2 separate regions of the Homo sapiens genome follow, and region 2 is linked to region 1. Evidence: chromatin loops called from intact Hi-C (ENCODE). Cell type or tissue: left ventricle myocardium inferior. All regions are shown on one strand. Each heading gives the region's core, and the rest is flanking DNA. Links, peaks and the distances in the headings are about the cores only.

Region 1 (15,647 bases), core at 2,797-10,796:
AGCTGATTATGACCTGGAATTAGGGAGGGAAGACGGAAAGGGAGGAGAGAAAGTGGGGGATGTGTGTGATGGAGTAGAGAGAACAAGATAGGAGGTGAGCTCTGTCTGAGGAATTGGTGCTCTGGGCATGTCCCCCTCCCCCGACCCTGATTGGTATCTGAGCTCTAGGGAAGGCGGGCCTGCAAGCATATTGAAGTGTGGGACTTAAACACATACACGCTTTGCACAGTGTGTGGTCAAATGGTAGGAGGTGGCAGGAGCCACAGTGGTAGAAGAAAAGCCCTTTTCAGAGGAAATTCTTTCTCTCTGAAAAGCGATAAAGAAGCCAACATTGTAGGTAAGTACTCCTGAAATACTTTCTAGTGCTGGAACTAGACAGCAGGCTTTAAAGGAGCCAGAAGTGTCATTAAAGCAGCGGAGATGGGCAAGGAGAGAGCGGGAAAACATTCAGAGAAACTTGTAACTTTTAAAAAGGGTTTTCGTCTGGGCGCGGTGGCTCACGCCTGTAATCCCAGCACTTTGGGAGGCCGAGGCGGGTGGATCACGAGGTCAAGAGATTGAGACCATCTCGGCTAACACGGTGAAACCCGTCTCTACTAAAAATACAAAAAATTAGCCGGGCGCGGTGGCGGGCGCCTGTAGTCCCAGCTACTCGGGAGGCTGAGGCAGGAGAATGGCGTGAACCCGGGAGGCGGAGCTTGCAGTGAGCCGAGATAGCGCCACTGCACTCTGGCCTGGGCGAAACAGCGAGATTCCATCTAAAAAAATAAAAAAATTTTAAAAAAAGGGTTTTCACATTCATTTTTGAGCTCACATTATGTGTCAGTCTCTCGGATGCCTTTATGGAGTTTACATGCTTACGCCTGCTAGATAAATGGGATTTTCCTTTCCTTTTGATTGATTAGCTAAGGCAGAAGGAGATAGCAACCGTGATTATAGAGTACTTTTAGGAGGCCAAGTATATTAACCAGATCTTTCTGTGTAACAAACAATCCCAAAGTCTCAGTGGATTACAATAAAGCAAACATTTATTTCTCTCATTACACGGTCTACTCTACCAGTAAGCTGAGACATCTCAGCTTCGAACTTCAGATAAAGTTCATGCCTCCTCCGCATGTCTTTTACCTTCCTTGGACCTGTGGCTACTCAAGGCAAGTTCTTCTCATTAGGAATTGAAAGAGAGGTGAGCAGAAACTCACAACACACAATGCCTCTTAAGGTCTCAGCTCAGAACTGGCCCATTGTCACCTCTACCCACAATCCATGGACCAAAGCAAGTAATGTGGCCAAGCCCAACATCAATGGAGTGGAGAAAAATATTCTGCCCACTCTAGTGGAAGATACTTCAAAGTCACATGACCAAAGGTATGGATTTATAATTCATAAAGATGATGAGAATTGTGACCAATAATTCAATCTACAACACCAGGCCTTAATGGGTGTACAAAAGGCACATTAAAAAGCAGGAGAGAGAAAAAGAATAAATGGAAGTAAAATGATGTTAAGGACAAAAAAATTCCCTTTCCATTTTGCTTGGGTTTATATCAGCTATCACCCATCTTCCATATAAATGCACATCATTATTCACTTTAGTTAGAAACCTCTCTGTTCCTTAAAAGCCAGATGACCTTGGGCAAGTCACCTAGCCTCAGGCCTCAATTTCCTAATCTATAAAATAGTGAACATAAAGGCCACCTTATAGGACTGCTGGGATAAATGAGATCATGAGTTACTAGCTTATAGAAATTGCTAAATAAATGATAGCTGTTGTTACACATCATCCTAGGCCCTTACTTTGATTTGGAATTTATTAATATATTATACAACTGCTATGTTTGAGACACAGTGCTAGGAACACAAAATATATCTGTGATTGAAAACCTCACAAATCATTATTGCCCGAAATTACAAATAAATCATTGCCTTATAAGATATTAAATAGTATATTGAAGATCTGAATAAGGTGTCACAGGCACACAAGCAAGAGAGGGAATTTACAGTATCTGGAAAAGATGGAAAAGGTTTCACACACAAGTTGAAAGTCAAGCTAGGAATTGAAGTTTGAATAGAAGTACCCTAGGCAGGGAAGGAGGAGAGGACATTCTAGAAAGCAGATGGCAAATGTGTAGCTAACTGATGCCAGAATCAATTGGTAATATTACTTTAGGAACATGTACAAGAAAGTATGTCAGCTCCCCATGTTGATGCTAAATTTGCCTTCATCAGGAATGTGGTGGTAGAGTGAGAGTGGCTGTACAATTCCCTGCTAAAGGGCACCATTAAAACAAACAATGTGGCTGGTAGATCCCTTTGAGCCACTTGAAACTTCTGTTATTTTGGATACAAAGACTGTCATTTGTGAAAGTGGATACAAGACAAGAAGCTTGCAGAGTTCCAAATCAAAATAAATGCTTTCCCCCCTTAGAAGAACATTACGTGGAACCACAGACTCATGGAACACATTGCTCTCCTGTGGGAAAGCTGTCTTGTTAACTTTGCCACAAGTTAACAAGACAGTCCTTTTCTGTTTGTTTTTTACTCTTATCCCATAATAAACCAGACAACCTAAATTAGAGTAGACAGTTCCCCTTCTTTTTTTTAAACAGCTGTTGTTCTTCCCACTGACTCTGAACAGTGCACTTAATAATGCCTCCACTGGGAATTCCAAACAATAAAATACATGCGAATTGCCTTTTAGAAGGAAACACAGAAAGGAAACACTGATTCTTGCACATTCTTGTTCCTGTGAGTTAAACAATATTTTCTATGTTGTCTCTTGCATTTCAAAGAGTGGACATTCCCTAAACATACCTAGAAGAAGGTCTGAAAGGTGCTGTCAGAAAACATTCACTCGATTTCTTTTCCAGCAACAGTAACATTTTAATAATACCACCTCACATTTGCACAGTGCTTGGTGTATAACAAAATGCATTTGCAGTCATTATCTATGTAGTTCACAAAGTAATCTTGGAAAGAAGCTAAAAACCATTTTAGTTATGAGCAAACTGGGCCTCTGAGATCAACATGTCACTCAAGACACAACAACTAGTAGTCACAGCAGAATTTGAACACAGGTCTCAAACTTTTCCTCTACAAACTGGCAACAGTTAGAATGCTCTGGGTCATCCATAAACTTAACGCAGTTAGAACCACTTATTGCATACATCAACATCATGGATTGCAGAGACTCCAATCCCACCTGTACTAGCTATATGTCCTAGAGAAATTTATTCATGTTCTGAGTCTCTTTCATCATCTATTGAGTTAGTTTTCAGGATTGCCATAACAAAGTACGACAGACTCCGTGGCTTAAACAATAGAAATATTTTTCCTCACAGTTCTGAAGGCTAGAAGCCCAAGATCAATGTGTCAGCAGGGTGGATTCCTTTTGAAGGCCTCACTTGACCCACAGATGGCCATCTCCTCCACAGTCTTCCCTTCACCTGGTCTTCCTCTGTGTGTGTCTGAGTCTTAATCTCTTCTTATAAGAACACCAGTCATATTGGATTAGGGCTCATATTATTGACTTCATTTAACCTTAATTACCACTTTAAAGACCCCATCTCCAAACCACAATCACATTGTGAGGTACTGGAGGTTAGGACTTTAACATATGAATTGGTGGGGACACAATTCAGCCTACATCCTCTATAAAATGAGAAGATAGAAAGTTATTGTGCAAAGGTCTCAGTGTGATAAATTCTGTTATTACTGGAACAAAGTACCATAAACTTCCTGGCTTAACACAAATTTTCATCTTAGAGTTCTATAGGTCAGAAGTCCAACATGGGTCCTGAGAGGCTAAAATCAAGATGTCAGCAGGGCTGCATTCCTTCCTGTAGGTCTAGGGAAGGATCCATTCCTTGCCCATTTGTTGGCAGAATTAAGCTCCTTGCAGTCGTAGGACCAAGATCCCTATTTTCCTGATGGCTGTCAATTGAAGGTCACTTCAGCTTCTACAGGTCATAGCATTCCTTGGCTCTTATCCCCCTTCCTAGATCTTCAAAGTGAGCAACAAAGGGTTCAGTACTTGTCACATCACATTTCCCTCATACCTCTTCTGAGATCATAAATCGCAGACACAAATGTGGTCTTCATAACTAGACAAGTTACATTTCTTAAGGAGATCTGTCCTGACCACCTATTTAATGCCACTGTGGAACCTCCCTCCCTGTCCCACTGTAGCCCTGATCTCCCTGACTCTGAGCTATTTTTTCCATAGCATTTCTCATCTCATATAATTTCTCATTTATTTATTATACTCATTGACTGTCTCTCTCCTCTAGAATGTCAGCTCCATAAGAGCAGGAAAGTTTTGTTCACTGAGGTATCCTATCCACATCCTATCCTATCACTGATGTATTCTTACCACAGTCTAAAAGAGTCTCAGGTTTTAAATGCTCATGTGATGAGACTGGGCCCACCTGCATAATCTAGAATGATCTCCTCACCTCAAGTTCCTTAATCTTAATCACATCTGCAAAGCCTTTTGTGCCATGTATGGTAACACATTCATACCCAGGATTTGGGTATGAACATTATTGGGGGCCATTATTCTGCCTACCACACAAGTGCTTGATAAAAGACAGCTATTCTCTCTTCAAAGATTAAAGATAAATATTTGCAAGCCAGTACGCCTATTTAAAATTAGGTTGATTGGTTTAACTAAGTGGTTCCAAATGGTGGATATTTGACAATATCTGGAGACACTTTTGGTTGCCACAACCAGAAGGGAGAGGGTGACATTAATCCTTATTAGGTCAAGGCTAGGGATGCTACTAAATATCCCACAATGCACAACACACTCTCCATAACAAACATCATTATACTGCCAAGGTTGAGAAACTGATTTAACTGAACCTTAGGAAAAGCTAATTGATCTACACGGGAATCAAAATTTTATTTTATCAAATGAACTTTTATTGATGCCATAATCAAATGGTATCTTATGATGCGTGACAAAACATTTTTTTCTTCAGCTGGAAAAAATATCTTTAGTGTGTTTAAGACATGGTATAAGTAGGTGGCTGTATTTCTTTTGAAATTTCAACCTGTTCTAAGAAATGAGAATGGACTTAGAGAAATGTATTCATTAATTCATTTACTGAAGATCTATCAAGGGTCAGACACTGTCCCAGGCATGCAGGATACATCAGTGAACAAAACTTCCCTGCTCTTATGGAGCTGACATTCTAGAGGAGGGAGAGAGTCAATGACAATAATAAATAAATGAGAAATTATATGAGAGGAGGAGTACTATGGAAAAAATAGCTCAGAGTCAGGGAGATCAGGGCTACAGTGAGATAGGGAGGGAGGTTCCACAGTGGCATTAAATAGGTCATCAGGACAGATCTCTTAAGAAATGTAACTTGTCTAGTTATGAAGACCACATTCCATCTCATTTTCTTAATCTTATTTGCAAATTATATTTGTGAGACGTGAACACTGAGATAGCCTTGCATTTCTATTCTCGTCGAGAAACATTAAGTGGAAAAGAGATGAACCCATCAATATCAACTCATCATAAACAAAAGCTCAGGGCTTGCAACTCAAACCCTTGAGGTGCCTTCTCACTGCACTTCAGTGTCAGGAACAAATAGGCGTTCAAGCATTATGAAGCTCCAAGCTATGGAGTAAACTTCCTTCTCCCCCTTCCTTGCCCCACTCCAAAAAAAAGTAAACAGATCCAAGGACAGGTCAAATGTGCTGTGAGCATCTTGTTTGCTGAAACCATCTAATATGCATTATGCTGACTGCATTATATTTGTCATTTAAGTAAGGTGAAAAATGAAAAACAGTTGGTTTAGTGCTTGTACACTAAACCTTCAATTCCCTTAAAAAAAAAAAAAAAAACTATGAGAAGCTAGAGAAAGTAAATTAAAATACAATTTAAAACAATTCCTTTATATATATATTGGTCTATGCCACCAATTCTAATTTCTATCTTTGAAATCAAAATGACCAGTGACTGCCTGAAAAATAGCTAGGTCCTAAATTGCAGTATGTTTTAAATTTTGAGAGTTTGTATCCCTCCATAATTTTGTAATTAATCTTTCGAATTCTGGTCTCAAAAATTTGGCCCTGAAATATTTTGAGAAGCACCACCATTTATTCTTCTAACATAAAAGAAAAATCAATTTAGAAGACAATTGGCTTCCCTGCTATTAGCTGTGTCTGATTATGTTCATGCTATGAAAATTCTAGTCAGCAAGTTGAAACTTGTTGTTGTTGAATTTGCTGTTAAACAAATCAAGGAGAGAAATCAATATTTTCCAAATACAGCCTGGGGGAGAACCGTAGCAGGAGGAGAAATGGTGCTCTCAGTCATCTAGGGAGTCTACACCACAGAGTTGGAGCATATATTTAAAAATTAACTTTCCCAAACATCCTTTTATGGCCCATTTTGACAATATTTCTGGTTACATATTATCCTGCAGTTTGGCTATTTTTTTAAACTCTCCCTGTCCAAATTCATTCCAGTGGGAGCTGCCTGTTGGCAGTGTAGGCCTGTGATTAACTCACTGTGTGTAATTCATTTAACAGCATAATGTGCTTTTGCAAGTGCTGCTGCAGCACAAAAAGAAACTGCCAACATTAGCATTCCTGGGTCATGCAACCTGCCCCACTAGGCCTAGTCATTTAGAACAGACCCCTCCAATAAGCTTTCTCACACCCTGTGTTACACTGAGGATGCTATTTGACTGCTACCCAAATCCCTATGAGAGGCAGCTATCCACATGTCTTCTTTAACAACAGGAGATGGTTTCCAGCTGTGCAGTGACCTCACCCTCTACTGCCTTGCCATTCAATGCAAGGTCCCTGAACCAGCAACATTAGAAATACCTGGGACCTTGTTTGAATCACAGAATCTCAGGCCCCTCACCAGATCTAATGCATTAGTTCATTTGCATTGCTATAAAGGAATACCTGAGGTTGGGTAATTTATAAAGAAAAGAGGTTTATTTTGGCTCACAGTTCTGCAGGCTGTAAAAGCATAGCACCCACATCTGCTGTGGGCCTCAGGAAGCTTACAGTCATGGCAGAGGGAAAAGTGGGAGCCAGTGTATCACGTGGTGACAAAGGGAGCAAGAGACAGACGAGGAAGTTCCAGGCTCTTTTAAACAACCAGATCTCATATGAACTCATGGAGTGAGAACACACTCATTCTCTCAAGGAGGGCACCAAGCCATCCATGAGGGGATCCACCCCCATGACCTGAACACCTCCCACTAAGCCCTACCTCCAACATTGGAGGTCACATTTTCACATGAGATTTAGAGCAGACAAAACATCCAAACCATACCATCTAGGAATCGGATCCGGCATTTTAACAAGATCCCCCAGGTATGCATATTAAAGTGCGAGGAACTCACTTTAATAAAGTGGACACCAATTGTTCAGCCTTCCCAGCATCCCTTCCTACTTTTTAAAATCCCAGCCCCCCAATTCTCCTTTAGGAAACTACTCTTCTCCAATCTCAGGCTACGGGATTCAAATGTTCCTAACTGCCTGCCCCTGGGTGGCCAGATAAAAGCTTTCATCACACTGGCCTCTGTGATTAATCAGGAAGCCCATGCACTCCAAGCCAGAGCAATGAACGTTAGCCACATTTGCTAGAATGAAGGGAAAGAAGCATGCTCTTCTCTGTACAGTTACCAACCTAGTAAGATGGAAGCCTGGAGCTACTGTAACCATCTCTATCTCTTCATACAGAAAGTCTGACTGAGCATTAGACAGAGCCTCGAGATAAAGACTCGAAAAGTCATTGTTTGAGCACTTGAATCATCCTGCCGAGATCCACATACCCTCTCTAGGCAAGGGGCAGACATTCAAGGGAGTAAGGATAGGATTCTTTTTTTTTTTTTTTAATGTACTTTTTCTCTTCCTTCTTTTGTTTTATTATTATACTTTCAGTTTTGGGGTACATGTGCACAACATGCAGGTTTGTGACATATTTATACATGTGCCATGTTGGTGTGCTGCACCCATTAACTCATCATTTAGCATTAGGTATATCTCCTAATGCTATCCCTCCCCCATACCCCCACCCCACAACAGGCCCCGGTGTGTGATGTTCCCCTTCCTGTGTCCATGTGTTCTCTTTGATCAATTCCCACCTATGAGTGAGAACATGCAGTGTTTGCTTTTTTGTCCTTGCGACAGTTTGCTGAGAATAATGGTTTCCAGCTTCATCCATGGCCCTACAAAGGACATGAACTCATCCTTTTTTTATGGCTGCATAGTATTCCATGGTGTATATGTGCCACATTTTCTTAATCCAGTCTATCATGTTGGACATTTGGGTTGGTTCCAAGACTTTGCTATTGTGAATAGTGCCGCAATAAACATACGTGTGCATGTGTCTTTATAGCAGCATGATTTATAATCCTTTGGGTATATACCCAGTAATGGGATGGCTGGGTTCAAATGGTATTTCTAGTTCTAGATCCCTGAGGAATCGCCACACCGACTTCCACAATGGTTGAACTAGTTTACAGTCCCACCAACAGTGAAAAAATGTTCCTATTTCTCCACATCCTCTCCAGCACCTCTTGTTTCCTGACTTTTTAATGATCACCATTCTAACTGGCGTGAGATGGTATCTCATTGTGGTTTTGATTTGCATTTCTCTGATGGCCAGTGATGATGAGCATTTTTTTCATGTGTTTTTTGGCTGCATAAATGTCTTCTTTTGAGAAGTGTCTGCTCATATCCTTCGCCCACTTTTTGATGGGGCTGTTTGTTTTCTTCTTGTAAATTTGTTGGAGTTCATTGTAGATTCTGGATATTAGCCCTTTGTCAGATGAGTAGGTTGCAAAAATTTTCTCCCAATCTGTAGGTTGCCTGTTCACTCTGATGGTGGTTTCTTTTGCTGTGCAGAAGCTCTTTAGTTTAATTAGATCCCATTGTCAATTTTGGCTTTTGCTGCCATTGCTTTTGGTGTTTTAGACATGAAGCCCTTGCCCATGCCTATGTCCTGAATGGTATTGCCTAGGTTTTCTTCTAGGGTTTTTATGGTTTTAGGTCTAATACGTAAGTCTTTAATCCATCTTGAATAAATTTTTGTATAAGGTTTAAGGAAGGGATCCAGTTTCAGCTTTCTACATATGGCTAGCCAGTTTTCCCAGCACCATTTATTAAATAGGGAATCCTTTCCCCATTTCCTGTTTTTCTCAGGTTTGTCAAAGATCAGATAGTTGTAGGTATGTGGCATTATTTCTGAGGGCTCTGTTCTATTCCATTGGTCTATATCTCTGTTTTGGTACCAGTACCATGCTGTTTTGGTTACTGTAGCCTTGTAGTATAGTTTGAAGTCAGGTAGCATGATGCCTCTAGCTTTGTTCTTTTGGCTTAGGATTGACTTGGCGATGCGGGCTCTTTTTTGGTTCCATATGAACTTTAAAGTAGTTTTTTCCAATTCTGTGAAGAAGGTCATTGGTAGCTTGATGGGGATGGCATTGAATCTATAAATTACCTTGGGTGGTATGGCCATTTTCACGATATTGATTCTTCCTACCCATGAGCATGGAATGTTCTTCCATTTGTTTGTATCCTCTTTTATTTCGTTGAGCAGTGATTTGTAGTTCTCCTTAAAGAGGTCCTTCACATCCCTTGTAAGTTGGATTCCTAGGTAGTTTATTCTCTTTGAAGCAATTGTGAATGGGAGTTCACTCATGATTTGGCTCTCTGTTTGTCTGTTATTGCTGTATAAGAATGCTTATGATTTTTGCACATTGATTTTGTATCCTGAGACTTTGCTGAAGTTGCTTATCAGCTTAAGGAGATTTTTCAGCTGAGATGATGGGGTTTTCTAGATATACAATCATGTCATCTGCAAACAGGGATAATTTGACTTCCTCTTTTCCTAATTGAATACCTTTATTTCCTTCTCCTGCCTGATTGCCCTCTCTAGGCAAGGGGCAGACATTCAAGGGAGTAGGGCTAGGATTCTTCAAAAAGAAAGCCCGCCTATGATTAGAGACCCGCCTAAGATGGGCCACAAGCTCCTGGTTAATTATTTTACTTTTCCTATGCCTGGCCTTGTGGTTCCTGAGAACTCCGTGTTGTGAGTGCTCTTTAGTTTTATAAGAAATAGCCATCCTTGGCCATTACCACCAGCAACATAATTGTTCCCCAAGGTTCTCAGCATCCTTCCCCAAAACCCCTCTCTACCTAATCTATGTTAGTTGGATTAGGGTTGTTACAGTTAGGCAAGTTAGATGTTCTTCTAACTTGTGTCCATGCGCTAGGGCCATGGTCTGGAATCCCAAGCGAATAAGCATCCTGCCACTAATCTCCTGGTTTATATCTCATGCATGATGAGTCACCCCAAACACACATACACAGCCCAATGCTTCTGTCATGGAGTCCTCTCAGGCCAGAGAGGCTCTCAGGTGTATCAGCAGCTGGACCTAGGGGAAGAACACCAAGTCTGCAACACACACTGAAGATCTTCTTGGGTTCAACTAAATATTCAGATTCACAAAAATGCCACAGGCTACACTCAGCATCCATCTATTACATTATGGACAAAAACCAGAGCTTGCCAAAAGTATAGCTTCAGGGATTCCGGTTCTATAGAAATCCTTTTAGTAGTCTAGCAGCTGAAGTACAAGGAGATGAGACACACAGTGGGTAGACATAGGATCCACTCTGGCCTAAAAGCTGCCAGCCCATAGGATCCATAGCTTCCAAGGTTCCTGCAAGATAGATGCTCAGGTAAGAGTCACAACTCTTAGGGGAGTCCAAAGCATAGCTTCCCTATATAGTATTTATAGTTTATAGCCCTCCCAGTCCAGATACAAGTTGACAATCAAAGGTCATTTTTGGCACAAGCAATTCTGCCTGGAAACACAGTTGACATTCTGTCATTGTCAAGTTACCAGGGGAATTGAGCTAAAGGGTTAACCAGAGGTCAAATTCTCATTCAAAAAGGGAAAGGGCTTTGTTAACTATTTGTCCACAAAGCTAATAAAAATGGAAAATAGCCTCAGAAAATACGGAAGGATTCTTAAAGAGGCTGTGGTGCCCCACAGTTAAGATGAACATATAGGCAGAGCAATTATGTGGAAAACAAATGCAAACACAACCAGCTCTCCTTTATAATAGGACCATTTCAGTGATGGGGCCAGGGTTCCCCTGGGTGGAGTACCATGGATGGAGTGCTCGGCCTGCTGAAGTACAGGTGCAGCTCTGCCTCTCACCACTGCATGCACTTGCAACAGAAAACAATGAGCAGATACCTGTCACCAATTGTACTAGCCCTTCTTACGAAGGCTGAACTGAGGCCTACAGAAGGCATTCTTGCTGAAAAGTCATGAGAATAGATGTAAGAATGTGCCCACTTCTGGCATCTGTGTCTATTAGATGGAGATTGGCATGGCCAAGGCTAACCACCTCACATACACTGCAATGACCAGGAATCCCTTGCAATCCTCCTGTAGTGCACACAAGCAGTAAGAAGAAACCCCTCCCCCACCACTGTCTTATCTTCCCCAGCCTAGCGAGAAACCAAGAACAATGTATAGTGAGCTTCCACTAGAACTTAGTGGCATTAGAGGTTGTCATTTAATTATCAAACTGTGCCAAAACCTGGCAGAAAAACTGAGTTCCCCAATATACTACATGGGTAGTCCTATCAAGTTCTGCCAATACCAATAACCACCTAAAAGCACAAGGACCATAATCATCAAAGCCACCAATATTAGCCACGTTGCCAGAAATACCTCCAAATGCCACTACTGAGCTTCCAATACCACAAAGCCACTATTATCTAAAACTAGTTATTATAACCAGAGCTATAAAATTGCCAATATCCAAAATATGTACCACTGTTGCTGTCACCCAGAAGCCCATGTCCAATATCAAATATTAGCTATTGTCACAGTAATGCTGTGTAACAAACCAACCTAAAATTAAGCGGCTGTAAACAATAACCATCTATTATTGCTCGTGGTTCTTCAGATTAATCAGACAGTTCCTCTGGTCTGGCCCAGGTTTTTCTGATCTCAGCCAGATGTGTTCATTGGCTGCAGTTAGCAGGTAGGTTAGCTGGGCTCTGGCGTCTATGATGTCCTCATCTAGATAACTGAGTTCTGCCATAAATGATCTCTTACCTTCCAGCAGGCTGGGTCACGCTTGTTCATGTTAAAGGAAGAGGGACACTAGCAAGAGGAGAAGCACAAAGGGCCTTTTGGGATCTAAGGCTTAGAACTGACACATGTAATTTCAGCCACTTTCTGCTGGGCAGAGCAAGTGACAAGATAAGCTCTGATTCAAAGGGGAGGAGGAGATAGACTCCACCTTGTAATAGTTGTCACAAAGTCTCACTGCAAAAGGTATGTGTACATGGATATGTGGAGACTTAGGGCCATGTTTTTAATCAATCTGCCACAGGCACTTTGAATCATAGTGCCACGTATACCTTGACGTATACCTCTTCTTTGATCAGAACTTTAGTCAGTCTCTTCTGAGTCCTCTGCTTAACTAGGCTCTACCTTGGGCTTCCCTATCTGTCCTCATAGAATCCAGTTTGAGCAAGAATCCTGCGTAGTCAGTTTAGTGAAAATCCGCCACCTTTGGTATCTGACCTCCCCTTATCCTTGATGTTTCCTCTTAGTAATTTTCCACTCACTGACCCCATCCTGCTCCTTGATTAAAAATCCCCACTTGTCCTTGCTGGAGAGGGAGTTGAGTTCAATCTCTTCCCCACTGCAAGACCCCATTGCAGTGGTCCCTGTACATATTGCCATGACCCCCTTCCCATCTTTAGCAAGGGTCATGAATTATTTTCTTTAAAAATCTGGACTCTGCTCCCCACTAAGCTGTGGCCTATGAGAAGAATCCATAGTCTATTTCAATTGTAATTGATTTTTTTTCCTAACTCTCAGAAATACAAGAACATTTTTTAATACCACATCCTGACAAAGTGGTCCCTGAGAATGATAAACAATATATATTCAAACATTAACTTCTTTCATCATTTTGCAAATTTTACAGTATGTGATTGTGGCTTTTAGAATAATCATTCCAATAGATAATGTGTCAGCTTTCTTCCTATGAAAGGATCAAATCCGTTTCTTTGGGGAGTCTTCCATGAGTACATTTTTAGAAAGCGAATGTTCATTTTCTTGATAAATAAATATACAACTTTGAAAAAGTTTCCTGGGAAGAAGGAGCAAATGAGCAAGGTTGAATAATTACCAGTCATTACTGAAAAAATCAGAAACTATTTACAAGACACAAATACACAGTGAAACATATTATATGAAGTGAAATAATATAAAACTTGGCAGGAACCCAAGCTTAATGAGTTTTAGGATATGGTTTTAGAAGCACCAGGGATTTTCTGTGAGTACCCACATCAGCATGAGATCTGGTCTTACTGGGAGCTGCTTACCCCTACTCAAAGATGGCCCCAAGAGTGAAGAAGTCAATGCCTCTTTGAAGGCCTTGTATAGAAAGATGGCACATCCTCTTTCAGCTGACAGATAGGATCTCTGGGAGCCTGTCCTATCAGCACCTTCCAAACTGTGATGCTGGTGACTCCATCATTAGATCTCAGCACCAACTGTTGGGGCTGAAGAAGCTGTTCCTCAGACACAAGGTCGCATGCTCACAGGTCAAATAATGCAGATAGCAGTGGAAGATGTTGGCATATTTTGCTTAATATTAATTTTGTTTGTCGAACCATGCCGCTATTAGTCTGTTCTGGTAGTGCTATAGATTTCATTGTGCATCACTTGCTGCCTCTTTTGGGGTAGAGTAGGAATAGCATGTGTATTGTTGGGGAATTAGGAGGCCCTTCAAACCATGAGGAAAAATCACTGAGATGGGAGGCCAATGTTTCAAAACTGTTTCTGTGGCTATTGTTCCAGAGAATCTCTGGACCCAGACACATTCCCAAAGTTTCAATTATAAAGACTCATTCCTTCAACAAATATTTATTGCACACATACTTGGTGCCAGGAATTGTGCTAGGCACTACAGATACTGCAGTGTTTACATAGACAAGGTTTCTGCTCTAATGTACATCAAATATAGAAGCCATGTAATAAACAGGAAACATATAGGTGAACAAAAGAAGTACAGCTTGTGATAAATTCTAAGTAGGAATAAACAGAGAACAAGGATGGAGAAGAATGGCAGAAGGGAAGGCAGGCCAGCCGACATTCAGTACATGTCAGGAAATGACTGTCTAGAGGGTGACACTGAAACTGAATTTCAAAGAATGAGTAGGAGGCAGGCATGCAAGTCTCTGGAAGGACAGAGGAACAGAAGTGGGAAGTCCCTGAGGCCAGAAAAGACCCATTCTAGGGCCTATCAGAAGGCATGTGGCTACCACAGTCAGTCTCTGGGGAGAGAGGCATGAGATGGAGTCCGAAAGGGGTGGTTCTTCCGACCCATGAGCATAGAATGCTTTTCCATGCATTTGTGTCACTTCTGATTTCTCTCAGGAGTGCTTTGTCATTCTCCTTGTGGGGATCTTTCACCTCCTTGGGTACTATGCCCACTACCTGGGCCATAGGATCATTTGTACCCCAAACCTCAGCATCATGCAATATACCCATCTAGCAAACCTGCACATGTACCCCTTGAATCTAAAATAAATGTTGAAGTTTTTTTAAAAAGCAGCAGCAGAAGAAGAAGAGAAAAGAAAAGAAAGGGCTGTGGGAAAGAGATGAGGCAGAGCCTCTTAGGTCCCGGTAGAGAATGCACAGTTTATTCTCAAAATAAAAGGAAGCCATAGGAAGGCTTTTAAACAGGGAGTGGCATTATCTCAAGCATTTTTTAAAGATCCATCTGGTTACTGGGTGAAGAATAGATTACGTCTATATTATCATATTTATGTAAATATACTGATACATACCAGCGTATCAAGATACGCTCCCCAGAGTGATATTAATTTGGGCAAAAGGCCCATAAATCACCTCGCCTCCATATAAGAATAAATATTGTTTTAACGCATTGCCAAAAGCAGCACGCGCCAGAATTTATTAGTTTGTGTTAATTTTTAATTTGATGCTTGAGCTCCTCCTTGTGGCTGCATGGTTGCAAGCTCCTTGGCAATGCCAGTTTCCACATAGCAACTAGGAAGCTTTTCTTTCTCTCTTTCTTTCTTTTTTTTTTTAACTGTCCTTATTAATCAAAAGTGCAAAGCCTAAAATGGGGGCTTGAGGTTTAATTAGTGCATTTGAAAAAATAAGTTGATATGCTATTACAGATGAATACTTATATATAATATATGCACTACATAATACATAGTATGATATGGTTACATTCTCACTGAAACCTGTTGCTGCCTGTAATACTCTTGCCAACATCTGGTAATTATTAGAGTAAGATATAAGGTCTTTGCCTTCCCTCAAAAGTAATTTCATCAAATAAAAGAATGTATTTAACAAATCCACAGCAACTGAACAAAAGGCATGTCTTTACATTTCATCTTCTCAGTAGAAAAATGAGTTAGGACATATTCATCTTCTGTGGAAGAGACAAATATAAATAATTGTTATCTTCATTCGTTCATTGGTTGGTGACTGACAACTTGAATTAGAGAGAAACCCAACCAGTTGGGCATTAGGGAATTTCTAACTGTTGTATCCCTCAGTTAAGAAGAATTACAGCTTTGGAAAATCGCTCTCAGA
Region 2 (15,647 bases), core at 3,136-11,135, 390 kb before region 1:
GCTGTTTGTGCTATGCCCTTATGTGGCAGGTTCTCAAATCAGCAACGGGTATTTGGTGGCAGAATGGCAGTGGTGATTTTGGTGATGATGATGATGACTAAATGAGTTTTCCTGCACTGTACCCTCAGATAACAAGTCTGTACACAGGCCAAAAACCTCAACCAACCAACCTCCAACTAACGGTCAGAAAAGATAGAAAGTAAATTCTTTTCTGCTCCTGAATTTTAATTGTGACTTGCAACGTACATGTGTTTCTCCTTTATCTTCTCTAAGCGCAAGGCACTGTCAGTTTTCCTCAGCGGCTTGCTACAATGAAGTGTGTATGTCTATGCATATATGTATTCATTCCTCAGGATTTTGAGTGAAACTCCAAGTTTTATTTACACTCGCAAAGCTTCTACAAATTTGTAAAGCCACAAAACTCAAGGCTGACTCTAAAATCTTTAGACATGCCATTCCAATTTGGTGGCAATCAGAGTTCAGGTCATATTTATGTGGCTTCTTAGTCCCAGCAATATTTAAACTTCAAATGCTGAGCATCGTATGTACAAGCATGATGCAGTGCAACCTGAACCTGGAAAAAAAAACACTCCAGCACCTTTGATTGTCCTGTTGATTGCAGAGTGGTGAACCCATGTACACTGACTTTTCAATCAACCACTTTTTGCCTCAGTCGGCTCAGAAAGAGAACTTCAGCTAAATAAATATTTCTGACAATTGACCTGCAGTGCAACAAGACGCTCACAAAAGAAAAAGGAAAAGATACATCTAAACTGCCTGTCAGCTTTTCTTTTTCTGATAGAAAGTAGAGCTTCAGATACTCTGAGAAAGATTCCAATTTGTACAATTTGTACATACTGGTGGTAGCAGAAAATAAAGCCAAACTATAAGGGAGTTCAAAGTGTCACTCATTTTACAATTAAAAATCAAGGACATCAGGAAGGAATGAAAATAACTCACTTGTATAGAGGCAGTGAAAACAACATTCACGTCACAGATATAGCCATTTCCATCTCCACCCTCCTCATTACTCAGGCTGAAAAATGGAAGAGTGAGGCTGTCTTACCCAGGCTGAACTCTTCCCTGCAGCCAGAGAAGGGGAGACAGTGGAGGAACCTAGCTGTGTCAAGCTAGCTCTGTGACCTTGGTAGGTCACCTCATGGCTGCACCTCTCTTTTCCCATCTACGAAATGCGGAGGTGGAGATGAGGATTGTAATTCCTGTTAATTCTAATATTCTAATAGTTTGTTTTTCACAACCTGCAGAAAAACATAAGGGAAAACAACTTGATACTTCTATTCTCTCCTTTCAATACAAGTAATACATGAATCACTTAAATTCAAATTGAAAAAGAACAAATAGAATTTCACCCCTTCTCCCTATTCCTAGTTTTCTCAATAATGTGTTTTAAATCTATTTCCATATCTTTCAGGACCCAAGGATATTTCTTCCTAATTTCCACCTCCAAATTTGCTACTTCATGGCACTTACTTTTTAATGAGTAAGCTTCTGCTTTCTTCAAGAAGCTATCTGAGAAGGTGGGGTCAGAGAACCAAAAGATATCATTTATTCTCTTAGGAATCTGAGACTATAAATATTTTGTTATGGGTGCAGATTCTTTTAACCTGAAGTTTAGATCATGTTAAATAGAGAGTATCTGCCTTAAAACAGCTTGACATGTGACCCCTATATTTATAACCCTTCTAACTTAAAACTGCAGTACTCACCAAAACTCACATATACCATTGCCAAAAGATTGCTACTTAAGTATGTTTTCCATATTGGGACACATAAGCCAATCTACAACCATGTATATACAATGCAAACATTTATTTCATAATTACTTTTTAATTTTGTAGATCTTCTTCAATTTGTGAATTTCCTTTGCTTTGCTGTACTTGAAATGGACAGCACATGCATGGCCCATAAAATTAAAAACCAAAAAAAGTCAATGAAATCTTTTATTTGGGAAATTAATTCTTGATGGTTTGAGTCAACAAGAATCAAGAATAAAAGATTCTAAATCTACTCTGTGAGATAAAATGGTCCCATTGCACAGTGAGTGCTCTCCTTCAAGGCAAGCAAAGAGATGCTTGAAGCCCATGATAGTGCTAGGCCCATAGAACCAATGATGATAAGAAAGCTGTTTTGCTAATGTAGGAAATAGGAAAACTTTTTATTCTATTGTTCTAGAATCAGATGATGTAAATTCCTATACCTGTATACTAGACAGTTGAAACAGTCTTGGTGACACTGATACCACAAAATTTTCTCACCAAACAACAGAACTTGGCAGGCCTAGTATCATATTCAGCCATAGTTCAATCATAAAGGAATTTGGAAAAAACTCTGCCCTAAGTTTGGTCAAGATCTTGAAACTTTATGCTATAATAAGTATCACTGAAACTGTGACAAACATTACACACATTACACATATCCTAGAACTAAAAGTTTCTTTCGTGGTTTGAATTATTGGATCCAAAAATTTTAGCATTGAAATTCTTATTGAAATGGAAAAGTAAGAACTGTTGAAGATTTTTTTAAAAAAGAACTAAGCATGAAAACCATACTTTAGCTAACAGAAAACTTTTCAGTATTCTCCTAGATATAGATACAAGTAAAATAAGCAATGCCAGCATTCTGGAGAATAGTTCTCCCCTTCTCTGTTGCTATTCCTACTTTATTGCCTTCATAGAAACTTTCCCTCTCTGACATTGCCAGATTTGCTTACCTATTCCATGTATAATATCTATCTTCCCCTAATAAAATGTAAGCTCCATGAGGACAGACACATTATGTCTCTTGTTCACCATCATATCCACAGCAAACATTTGAAAATAAAATAATTGAATAGACGAATGTATAAATGTATGAGGTAAAATTTGAATGTAGTACAAAGTTTCTTGACATGATGAAGCATGCCTGTATTGCTACAAATAAGGATAAGTAGAAATACAAATAAGTAGAATAAATAGGAAGAGAGTCATCTTTAATAAAACCTGCCTAGCATTTTAAGAAGCCTCAAATAACTTGTGCAAAAAAGTTACCAATATTATTATCCAATAATATGTTGGATAATATATTACTACATAAATAAATGTATTGTGCCTTATAATTTAAATACTTGGTGGTATACGATTAAAGCATTCTTTAAAAAGCATGTATTTCTGTTTGACTTGTTTTCTGATAAACTATTCTATTTAAATAGTGTGAAATGTGCTTTTAGAACCTAAGTACAGCATACATAACATGAACACCGTCTATTTCAGAAATAAAAATTCAGTTTACCATTGTGGGACTTAATTCATTAGTTTTTGATGTTTTAAATTAGGGATTTCTTATTTACAGTTTTTTTTCCTACTTTTTCCGTTAACATGATCCTATTCATGTTATACATTTTATAACTATCATTGCACTGTATTCTAAATTATGTTAGGTAAGTATGTTATGAAAGCATAACTAGATAAACTGGACTACATCAAAATTTAACATTTCCTCATCAAAGGACACAATCAACAGAGTGAAAAGGCAACCCATGGAATGAAAGACAGTATTTATAAATCATATATCTTCAAATCACCAAACAAATGAAGAGCTCCTACAACTCAAAAACAAATAGTTTAAAAATGGGCAAAGCACTTGAACAGACTTTTCTCCAAAGAAGATATACAAATTGCTAAGAAGCATATGAAAAGAGGCTCAACATCATTGTCATTAGGAAAACGCACAACAAAACCACCATGAGTTACTACTTCATACCCATTAGGACATCCAGTATGAAAACAAAAAAAAAAAACAGGACATACCAAAGGATGACGAGGATGTAGAGAAATTGAAACTCTTGTACATGATTGGTGGGAATGTAAAATGGTACAGCCATTATGAAAATCAATATAACAGTTCCTCAAAAATGTAAAAGTTACCATATAATCTAGCAATTCCATTTCAAGGTATATGCCCAAAATAATTAAAAGCAGGGTTTCAAAGACAGACTGTACACCAGTGTTCATAGCAGCATTATTCACAATAGCCAAAAGGCAGAAGTAACCCACGTGTCCATTAATGGATGGACACATAAAACGTAGCATATACACGCAATTGATTATTTAGCCTCAAAAAGGAAGAAAATTCTGATACTTGCATGTATCACATATGTCAGCTCTATGTATCAGCATTTATTTGTTACCCATTATCAGACTTTGGTTTCTTTAGGTCATGTGTAATGTTTATCTATTAAAAATAATGCAGCAATAAATATTTGAATGACTTAAGCCTTTCTCTGGATTTTGTATTTGATTTAACCTTAGGCTAGCTTCTTCTCGGGCTAAATTAGTAGGTCATAGACTATAAACATGTTTGAAATTCTCTACTCACAAGAATTTATTTTTAAATGTGTTAAATTAAGGTTTAGGAAATTTGCCAGGACTTACTGGCTACAGGAGGTATCAAATATTAGATAAATATATCTGCAATCGTTTTTCAGTATTTCCAGAAGATACTATGTTTTGAATTTAAAAATCTTTAATGAACCTTTTATATAGAAAATATATTTTGATAGAATTGTTATTAAAGATATGCCTCAAGTTATGCAATGTTATGTATAAAGACTCTACTGGTGAGATCTATAGGTGACTTATGGTCAGAAAAATATCTGTCTCTTTTTCGATTTTGCTACCGGGCAGCACCAAGTTGGGCCTATTTTTGTGTTTAATGACTGCCATGTTCTTCGCTCAGAGTTTTGTTACAATATTTCCCTGTCTTCCGTTTTTTACCTGGGAGGATAGAGATGGGAACTACAGACCACGAACAACGCAGGAAATTTTATATACATCATTCCATATAATCCACTTGACAGCTGTGTATTATGTTTTTTTCAGATTCCCTTTCCACCAATAAAACTGATGCACAAAGTTTGAGTGGCTCGACTTTTATTACAGAGTGATTCTTGGCCTTATTATATTCAAGTTTTTATTGTATGTTGCTCCAGGCCTTTTTGGAAATAAAGAGGGTGCATAAATAAATAATGTAAACTAGTATTTTCAACATCAAAACATCATTTCATTTAACGCTGAGCACTGAAGACTAGTAGAATGTTACAGCCAGAAGAAAATCAATCATCTTTTCAGCCCCATCCTTTGACAAGCAAAGGCCCAAAGACATGACCTAAAGGACCCATAGCATATAACGGGCTGTTAGCTACATTTCTGGGTCTTCTTTTTCAAAATAGAGTAAAATTATTTTTTGTAGCTCATTTTCACTTCCTGTGCAAGAATCTCATTGCCTATTAGTCTCAGGATGCACGTATTACTCCCAAGGAAAGAATGAAAGTGAGATTTAAACAAATTAATAAAATCAGTTTGTACTAGAGTATAATGCAACTACATGAACAATAGACATTCAAACTTTATGTGCAAAAGTCTTTCTTCTATTCTGCAATACATTTTACATCATCCAATGTTATAATAAAATCTCTATTCTCCAGGCTTGTTAGCTGTTTTATTCATTTATATCCTTGAGAAAAAGGGACAATTTAAATTGATACAATTTAACCTACTTCTAGAATTTATCCTAAGGAAATCAACAGAAAATGTACCAAATAAATATCCATAAAATGTTAATAATAGTATTTACTTTATTTCATTTAATTACAGTATTTTTAAAGGGAGAAAAGTAAGAATTGTGTAAAATCTCAAACAATAAGATTATTTAAATAATGATACATCACACAAAGGAGTCCTGAAAAGCAATAAAAATCATGATGCAGAACTATATTTATTGACATGAATAAAGGATAAGCCCATTTATCTAAACAAACGGATATTGCTATATGTTTTTAGGCCTATCAGTGTATCTTCAAAGAAACTCTAAAACACACTTTGAATTGTCTATAACAGGACTATGAATGAGTTGCCTTTATTTTTTATGTTTCTCTTTTTTTCTGAGACAGGATCTCACTCTGTCACCCAGACTGGAGTGCAATGGTGCAATCATGGCTCAGTGCAGCCTCAACCTCCCAGGCTCAAGTGATCCTCCCACCTTAGCCTCCTGAGTAACTGGGACTACAGGTGTGTGCCACCACACTCAGCTAATTTGTTAAGCTTTTTTTGTAGAGATGGAGTCTCACTATGTTGCCCAGGCTTGTCTCAAACCCATGAGCTCAAGCAATCCTCAAACCTCAGCCTCCCAAATTGCTGGGATTACAGGTATGAGCCACTGCACCTGGCCTTCTTTATACCCCACAAAACTTTTCTATTTCTTACCTTTTCTGTTTCTCTGTTATCTTCTTGTAATTATATAAAGAGCAGATATTAGTTTATAATCAGTAAAAAGAAAATAAATCTACTTTTATCCAGATAAAATTATATTAAGTATTTAAAAACCTATCTAAAACTAACTTACCATATTATCACAATGAACTTGATTTGAAAAATCCCGGCCGGGCGCGGTGGCTCACGCCTGTAAGCCCAGCACTTTGGGAGGCCGAGGCGAGTGGATCACGAGGTCAGGAGATCCAGACCATCATGCCTATCACGGTGAAACCCTGTCTCTACTAAAAACACAAAAAATTAGCCGGGCGCAGTGGCGGGCGCCTGTAGTCCCAGCTACTCAGGAGGCTGAGGCAAGAGAATGGCGTGAACCCGGGAGGCGGAGCTTGCAGTGAGCCGAAATCGCGCCACTGCACTCCAGCCTGGGAGACAGAGCGAGACTCCTTCTCAAAAAAAAAAAAAAAAAAAAAGAAAGAAAGAAAAATCCCAAGTAGTAATCACAGATTTTTACAAACACAATGCACTAAAAAAAGTCAATGAAGCCAATAAACAGAGTTAAAAATTGTATATGCTATTTTTTGATCCAGTGAAACATACTCCATGTTTCTCATATGCTGTCTTGTTCAACCTGCCTTTGTGACTGGTAGGAAGAATAATGTCCCCACTCAAAGATGTCCATATTCTAATCCCTGGAAACTATGATTATGCTATTTTACATGGCAAAGTGAAGTTAAGGTTGCAGATGGAATTAAGATGGCTAATCAGCTGACCTTAATATAAAGAAATTATCCTGGACTACCCCAGAGGGCCCAGCGTAATCACAAGGATCAAATGTAGTAGAATGAGGCAGAAGGTCAGTGCCAGAGTGACGCAGCCTAAGGAAAACTGGACCAGCCACTGCTGGCTTTAGAGACAGAAGGGGGCCATGAAATGAGGAATTCAGGGAGATTCTAGAAGCTAGGAAAGGCAAAGCAAGGAAATGGATTTTCCCCTAGAGCCTGCAGAAGAAAGGCAGCCCTGCCAAAATCTTGATTTTAGCTTAGTGAGACCCATTTCAGAGTTCTAATCTCCAGCACTGTAAAATAATAAATTTGTGTTGTTTTAAGCCACCAAATTGTTGGTAAATTGTATTACCGTGATAGAAACTAATACAGACCCTGGTATATTCATGTGATGATTTTAAAATTAAATGTAAAGGTTCTACTCCTCCGATAATACTAATTAATACTAACATATTATTGTCATAAATATGAAATACACCCTTGGACTAGTCTTTATGCTATTACATATCATCTTACCTCGAAATCTACACACATACACACACACTCATAGCTTGGATTCATTCCTTTATCATTCATTCATCTCCTGAGCAAATTTTTTATATTATCTTAAAAGCTTCCACTCATTCTAAGTATTCTGATCTTTTACAGAATGTTTGACAATGACATTTCTCTAACTTTCCATTACTACCCGTATCATCTCCTCAGTTCTTCTATTAAGCCTGACCAAAGTACGCTCCTGACACCAGATTCTCCCTGACATAAAAACCAGGGGAGTTGGCCGGGCACGGTGGCTCACGCCTGTAATCCTAGCACTTTGGGAGGCCGAAGCGGGTGGACTGCCTGAGCTCAGGAGTTCGAGACTAGGAACACAATGAAATCCCGTCTCTACTAAAATACAAAAAAATTAGCGGGGCGTGGCAGCGTGCGCCTGTAATCCCAGCTACTCGGGAGGCTGAGGCAGGAGAATTGCTAGAACCCGGCAGGCAGAGGTTGCAGTGAGCAGAGATCGCACCACTGCACTCCAGCCTGGGCGACAGAGGGAGACTCCGACAATAAAAACCAGGGCAGTTAGAGGAATTAATGTGCATCTCCTGATAAGAGCACAAGGGGGAGCACTGTCCACAGAGTAGCACTTGGTCTGAAAGGCGGAGGCAGGAGCAAAGCGCAGCTTTGGTTCCTAGATTCCTGTTGGCATCATGGGTTCTGACACAAAACCACCCACAGAGGTCCCCCACGTTTCCAGGTGCTGTCCCAGGCCAGGCTGCAGCCTACTGCAGAATTCTTGTTCAGGGTGAGTGAAGTAATCACAAAACCACAAATTCAGAGCCCAGAACCACATACATCTTCCTTCTCACAGTCTCTTCCTGGGCTTCTCCTTCAAACCTTACATATCTAAAATGTAAGACTACTGTCCCTTCCTTGAACAATGAGGTTACTTGGTCACCTTCCTAACAGTAAATTTAAATGCTTCCAAAATTCTGTACCATCTAGAATCCCCTGACTCTCTTCAGAAAACTTTCTGGTATCTCTCCCTAGACCAAAACAAACCAAATGGACAAATAAAAGCAAAAAGAAATTCTCCACAGTGCATCTCATTACACATGCTTACTAGAATATTTATGTAGCTTTAAGCAATAATTCATACCTCCCAATGTGTCTCATTTGTATTATTATCTCAAAGTAATTGTGTGATTTGTTACCTTTTTCTTTTAATAAAACATTTCATTTCCTCATTATGCTACCTATATAAGGCCAAACAAGTTTCAGAAATAAGGCAATGCTTCATGGTTTTTTTTGTTTTTTGTTTTGTTTTGTTTTGTTTTGTTTGAAACAAGAGTCTCACTCTGTTGCCCAGGCTGGAGTGCAGTGGCACGAGCGATCTTGGCTCACTGCAACCTCCGCCTCCCAGGTTCAAGCGATTCTCCTGCCTCAGCCTCCCAAGTAGCTGGGATTACAGGCCCATGCTGCCATCCCAGCTAATTTTTGTATTTTTAGTAGAGATGGGGTTTCACCATGTTGGCCAGGCTGGTCTCGAACTCCTGGCCTCATGTGATCTGCCTACCTTGGCCTCCCAAATTGCTGGGATTACAGGTGTGAGCCACTGCACATGGCCTTATGTCTTTACTCACCCTGTTCATGAAGGATAGTGTTTAACAGTTGAAAGTTTAAGAGTGTCCTTATCTTTCTTTCCTACATTGTTGTGGAAACTTTCAATGGTAAGTAAATTTTCATTGCCAAGCTTAATTTTCAAATAGCTAAAAGCATTTTACAAATATACAATATATATATCAAAGACTTATTTATTTCACAAGTGAGGCAACCAGGAGGATGATAAAGCTGGTTCAAATAGCACTTGAGAAACAGAGATTCATATATCCTGTCAAAGAAGATCTGCTGAAATAGGCTTGCTAAGTTAGAGAAGAGATGGGTTAATCTTCTACAGGACAATTAAACTATAACCATTGGGGTTATCTATTCATTTGCATCTGTACTAGAAAATTTCTTCTCTATGAGACAAAAATCTACAAATTAACATGTCAACTTCATAAAGCCTGGGCCATAATCAATAGTAATCAATCAGTAGTAATAAAACAAGGATATATTCTCCTAGGAAATTAAATAATCCTTGGGTGGGCTTGTTAAACAATGCTCAGGTATGATGTTGAGAACACACGTCCTGCTTTTGTTTTATTGCCACTTTTAAGGTGATTTTTCTTATGAGAATTAGATAAGACCTCTTTTTGTATCCATACCACTCTTTTCCTGGGTTGCTTTCTTCCCCAATTAATGTTTTGAATTTGTACATCTTTGGTCTGCTTTTCTATTAATGGTAAAATAATTCACCTAATAATTTTTTTAGTATCTTCCATTTACCACGCTGTGTTCTAGATACATTTGTATAATAATTTATATTTCAAAAAGTACCTTCATCTCGAGTCTTATTTTTCTTTCAAGTTTAAAGAGATATGGGTACTTTAGTAAGAACTGAATAAATTCAAAAATTTATTACTGAGTAATTAGATTTTAGATTAATATAAAATAGTTACTATTTGTTTAATTCTCACAATAACTTTAGAAGGTATATTTTGTTGTAGATCAGGAAACCGAGGCTCAAAGAGGGGATTTTCCTTATAAGTGAGCAGATGGGTTTCAAAGCTGGTATTTTTCTCTAGGCCTCACTATTTTAAGCTATTTTTTTTTTAAAAAGCATGAAGATCAAAGTTTTTAAAGTTTAGGTTTATCTTATTTATACTTTAAATGCCAGTCTGTGATAAAAAGCTGAAGACACAATTCAAAACCACTTGCTAAATAAAACTCTTTTAACAGATAGGTCTATAAAATTAGAATTAGGGTAAGATTCTATCCCCACAAATAATTGCTAAAATGCTGGTCTTTCCTGACACCCATTAAATCTGTACCTTTCTGTGAGATTTACGGCCCAATAATGTATAATTTTATTATTGGATTTTAATTATCAATTCTGTGTTAATTAACCTCTCCAGGTGTCTCTCCTGAGGTTGGTGTCTCACAGTCCCTAGAAACAGTCTTTTTTTTTTTTTTTTTTTAAAAAAATGTGGAGGAAGAGGTAACTGCTGAATAAATAACTAGATTTCATTAAATTCTAAGAATGATTGATGATTTCATATACATTGAATGGCATATACATTATTTATAAATATTCAAGGACAATATACTAGAATACAAAAGATAACAATAGAATGAAATGTGAATTCAGCACGAGAAAGTTGAGGTTCAACTGTAATTTTGAGCAAGGAATTTACTTCATCTCTATTAAACTTACTTACATGTCAGCTGAGATTGTCCTGAGTAGTAAGCTAGATAATGCATGAGGATGTGGTTGTAAACTTTACAAATGTCAGGTGTTATTACCTCTAGGACATACCCTCCCACCACATTGAATTTCTTTTATGTCTTTAAACTTTCCATGTTCTCTCAGTGTAGGAGACTTGTACATGCTCTGCCTTCTGCCTGGGATCCATCCACAGCAGTTTCTATTCTCTGTCTCCTACTATTTTAAAGATGCCCACTTAGAGCACTTCTGGAAATTTTCCTCCATTCCCCATCCTGAGTTGCCGATAAGACCTCTCCTTTTTCCATCAGAATATATGTCACTCTGTTGTCTTCTTACTTGCCCATCTCCACCATTCACATTAAGCTCTCTAAGAGACAGGATCACATCTATCTTCTCTCCCCACCACTTAGGGCAGTCCATATTATATGGTAAATACTGAATAAATCTTTGTGGAATGAATTTTAAACTGCCAAGTAGCATATTTCCACCTCGTTACATCTAGGCAAAGTGTATTCAGCATCTAATACTACATAAGTAGTGTCTATGGGATTTAAATGATATGGTCCCCACTCAAAGGAATTGAAGTATTAAGATTTAGATTAAAAAATTACAGAATAAGGAAAGCATGTTTATGAGTAAATAGTGAATGCACTACAAAGTATTCATGTAGATAAGGGAAGTGTTTTATAGGAAGTAGGAAAGTTTCAGGCAAGCTTCCATAATCGCCCCAAATCATCAGTATTAAAAACCATAAACTCAAACAGACTACTCCTAACATCACACTGAGGCTACCTTTGGGAAAAATGACAACTGTGAGTACACAGAAGCGTCACAGAGGAGGTAAAGGAGAATGTTTCGTTATGGTCACTCTTTGGCATTGTTTTCATAGAGCCTTTGTTTCTGAGGTTAAAAGGTTTGATCTCAGCAAATACTTTGTCAGTTCATTATTTTTACAGGAGGAAATCTTCTAATATATTCTCTGTGCTTACTGCTTTTTAGTTCCAAACAACTTTCCCAGGAAGGCCGCAGATTCACCAGAACTCCCCATTCACCTTGGTACCATTGTATTGCTTTGAAACAAGCTCTTCTCATTGTGGCAAGTGCTGAAAGCAAATTTAGTGTATTTGATTCAGACCTGTCCTTCATTATTTTGGCAATAGGCCTAACTAAGTAAATTTATTATTATAGCTTTAAAATGATTATAAGACCTGAAAAGGAAAAAAAAACTGATTTAAAGCCATTCCTTCCTGCAAGGATTTTGATAAAACAATCACATTAGTAAACTGTGTTGGGTATTTTGTACTGATATCCATTTACAAGCACATACATCAAAATGTATACATGCATTTTTATTTGTGAATATATATGCATATATTAAATTACACACACACTTCATGTATGTATAATATACTTTGTCCATCTGTTTGGATCATTCCTTATGTAAATGGACATCAGTACATACCTGAGATGCCACAAGGTACTGTTTTATAACATCATAGCACAAATATGCACGTAAAACTGATAACATCATCCTTACAAAATGAATTATGTTGCCAAAGTAAAAAAAGTATAAAATACAATGTTAGCATATCTTCATCAAAAAGAGTTAAAGCTAAAAATAAATAAATAAAAGTTTATCTCCTAATTACAGGATTGCACTTCAGAAACATCAAACATCCCAGTTGCAGATTAACTGCGTGGGCCTAAATGTTCCATAGTAGATATTTGTTCCTTTTCTTGATTTCTTCCCTTCCACCTATATAACATTGGAACTGTATAAAGAGAAGTAGACTTGTAAGGTTATTATTTAAAATATTCTGTCCCTGAATGGACCAGTTTGGTATTTTGTAACTATGCTCTCTAATTTTTAAAAAATCACTGGTACTAAAAATACCGATTTGCAGAAACTGCCTAGTACATTAGAATCTGCAACAGAGGGCCTGACAATCAGTACTTTGAACAAATGTCTAAGGTCAATACTTCTCAAATGTTAATGCTCAAACTAATCACCTAGGGAACTTGTTAGAGTGTAGCTTCAGACTCAATGCATCTGCAGTGGCACCTAAAATCCGCATTTCTAGCAAGACCCCAGGGAATATGAAAAACACTGGTTACAGGACCAGACTTTGAGTAGTCAGCTCTAGCTGATGGTGACCATAAGGCATGATTAGGAAGTAGTAGTCTAGTCATTAGTTCTCAAAGTGTCAGATACTAATTTGCTTAGGTAAACAATTTGGAGTCAAAGTTATTTTACTAGTAATATTAATTAGTTTACAAAGATGAAGAAGAAAAAAAAAGACTTAGGAAGAAATACTGTCTTCTTAACCTGTTGGGTTACTGTTCCATACACCTCAGCTAGGCTAGTTATGGTAGAACTGAATAAATTGTAATAGGCATTTCTTAGCTCCATAGTTTTCTATAACTTCTATAGCAAATAAAACTTTATAATTATTCTCTGTTTGGTTGATTGATGGATTTTCTTGTTCTTGTTGTATAATTCTCAAAAGACACGTTTATTTCCTTTCGTAGATTCTTTCAGTCCATATGTATTGTGTACATACTGAACTAAATGGTATTGGGAGTTGCAAAAGTAAATAAAACACTATTCTTATCCTTCAAAGCATATAGAGTCTGTCCAGGAGAAGAAACAAGATACGAACTCAAATATCCTAATTCAAGGTAACATGTTATGTCATTGAAACAGAAACACCAGGGCTATTGTTACAGGACTTCAGAGGAATGTGAAATTATTTCTTAGTGCAGTGCCAGAGCACGACACAAATTTGAACCAGGTCTGTCTTACCCATAATTACCACACTGTGCTGAAGACTGGAAACACTGGGGCCCAACTGTCAATGCTACAGGACTCTGAACTTGTCCTCAGGCAACAGGGTGCTGGCAAAGGTGTTTGTTTAAGCCTGACAATCATTCCTTCAGTCCTGAGTTTAAAACCTCAAGCTTCTCCTTGAGGCTAATCAGCTGAGTTTTTAATGGGCCTTTACGGGATCAGTGTTGAATGAATACAATTTTCAATATGTCCACTTAACATTCATTTCTCTGCTGCGTGATTTTCATCTGTTGACATCATTCCCCCCAAAAATATAGTTTTTAATTATATGTCTTTTAATCCTAAAACTTTTTTAGTTTATTTAGTCACTTTTTAGCACATAAAAGAAAACTGATATGAGACAAAGTTGTCATGTGGTATTTGGGAATTGCATTCAATTTGTTTTGCTCTATTGAATTATGACTATTATTATTATATAAAAAAGACTATAAGAGAATAATATAAGGCTATTTCTGACATAATTCAAAATATGCAAAACAAACAAATCTAATTTGTGTGAACCATTTTGACTCACAATTATACTTTTACAAGAAGCCTTAAAAATAAGTTATCAATTCAAAGGAAATTATCCTAGCAAGGAAACATTATGAAGCAATTTACCGGTTCTATGACTTAGAGAAAAAAAATTTACTTTTATTCTGTATTATGCACCTAAATCTGCATTATTATAAAAATGGACCATTAAATCATTTCATGAAATAGTGAATTGTGGGTTTTGTGCATAAAGCAATGAGTATTTATGGAAGAAAATATATGCAAAATTTGTATTGCAGAAAAGCAAGATGCCATAACATCTCAGCAATATGATCATATATTTTTAAAATCGTTATTTATGGTTCACCTGTATATTGAGATAAAACAGAAGGAATACATTTTTAAGGACCAATGCCCCATTCCCTTCCAAAATTAATCATCATTTGAGTTTTCCAAATTATAGACAAATAATAATGTTTGATTTTGACATTGTTAACCATGGGTTTGTACTGCAACCATGTGTTAACCAAGCAAAGTCACCTATCAAAAATAATAACAATTTGAGAACTGATTCCATTACATTTATACTATGACGGCTAAACTATCACATTGAGAGCTGGCCCCAAAAAAGTGTGATGCATACTTTGGATTTGGCACTGAGTCCTAGGACACCCAATTATTGTGATGAATGCCTACTTTATATGTCTTTAACATCCTTTAAAAAGTGATAGAAGGAGCTCTTGTCAATGCTGAGGAACATGAAGGGCAGTGAACAGGGTCAACACACACCAGTTAAGGTACTCAGAAATTCTTTGAATCATTCCCAGTATATGCTCAATAAACATCTGTGGATGGACCAATTCTGTACAAACTTCATGCTGACAATAGTTCTTCCAGCAACTGTACATAATCCAGGTCCTCATTCTGCTGCATGGCTGTGGTTTACTCTGGCCATTCCTCTGCCAAATGCACAAAGAAGCCTCGTCAGGTAAAACTCTTCCAACTCTCTAAATGTAAATGACTGGCCTCCAGAGAGGTTATCTATCATGCATTATGAAGACAGCCCTAGACTTCTCTGTGAAAATATGGAACTATTATAAAGACACAGAAACCAAAGGGCATTATGTTTTTCACTTTCTTTTGTAAAAAGGGTCCCAAAGGAGGAGTGTGGGAGAAATAGAAAAGTCACAGAGGAGGTACAATCATAAGTATGATTATTTCCACCATATGTTTGCATTATTTCTACCATATGCCTAAACATATGGTAGAAATACCCATACTTATGATTATACCTTCTCTGTGACTTAGCGAAGAAACTGTCTTTATTTAAGTCTTTATGAAGTTGTAGTAATAGTTGGAGAAGCTTTCTCAATTGCTTTATTATAAAGAACAAAACTGGGAAGATACATTACCATAAAATAACATCAATTTATGGCAGTTATTAGAGGTTACCTTGCAGAATC

The links. A loop is a pair of places that touch in the nucleus more often than their neighbours do. Peaks named below come from ENCODE experiments on the same cell type or tissue, not always from the same donor. Only the 100,000 strongest peaks of a DNase experiment are listed, where the experiment ranks them.
Region 2: it touches region 1 in a loop (8-fold over the local background); 65 of 110 quality-filtered maps call a loop at or near these places.

What each region holds. Positions count from the first base shown.
Region 1 is chr3:22,945,521-22,961,167 of GRCh38, forward strand. No RefSeq gene overlaps it. Among named protein-coding and RNA genes, the nearest start is that of UBE2E2-DT, 250 kb to the right of the region's middle. RefSeq lists an enhancer at 14,320-14,449. In left ventricle myocardium inferior, for the core only: no CTCF peak of the experiment used is centred there; DNase peaks (open chromatin) are centred at 6,521 and 6,771; H3K27ac peaks cover 574 bases.
Region 2 is chr3:22,556,136-22,571,782 of GRCh38, forward strand. No RefSeq gene overlaps it. Among named protein-coding and RNA genes, the nearest start is that of ZNF385D-AS2, 610 kb to the left of the region's middle. In left ventricle myocardium inferior, for the core only: CTCF peaks have their summits at 8,135 (motif pointing right) and 8,334; no DNase peak of the experiment used is centred there.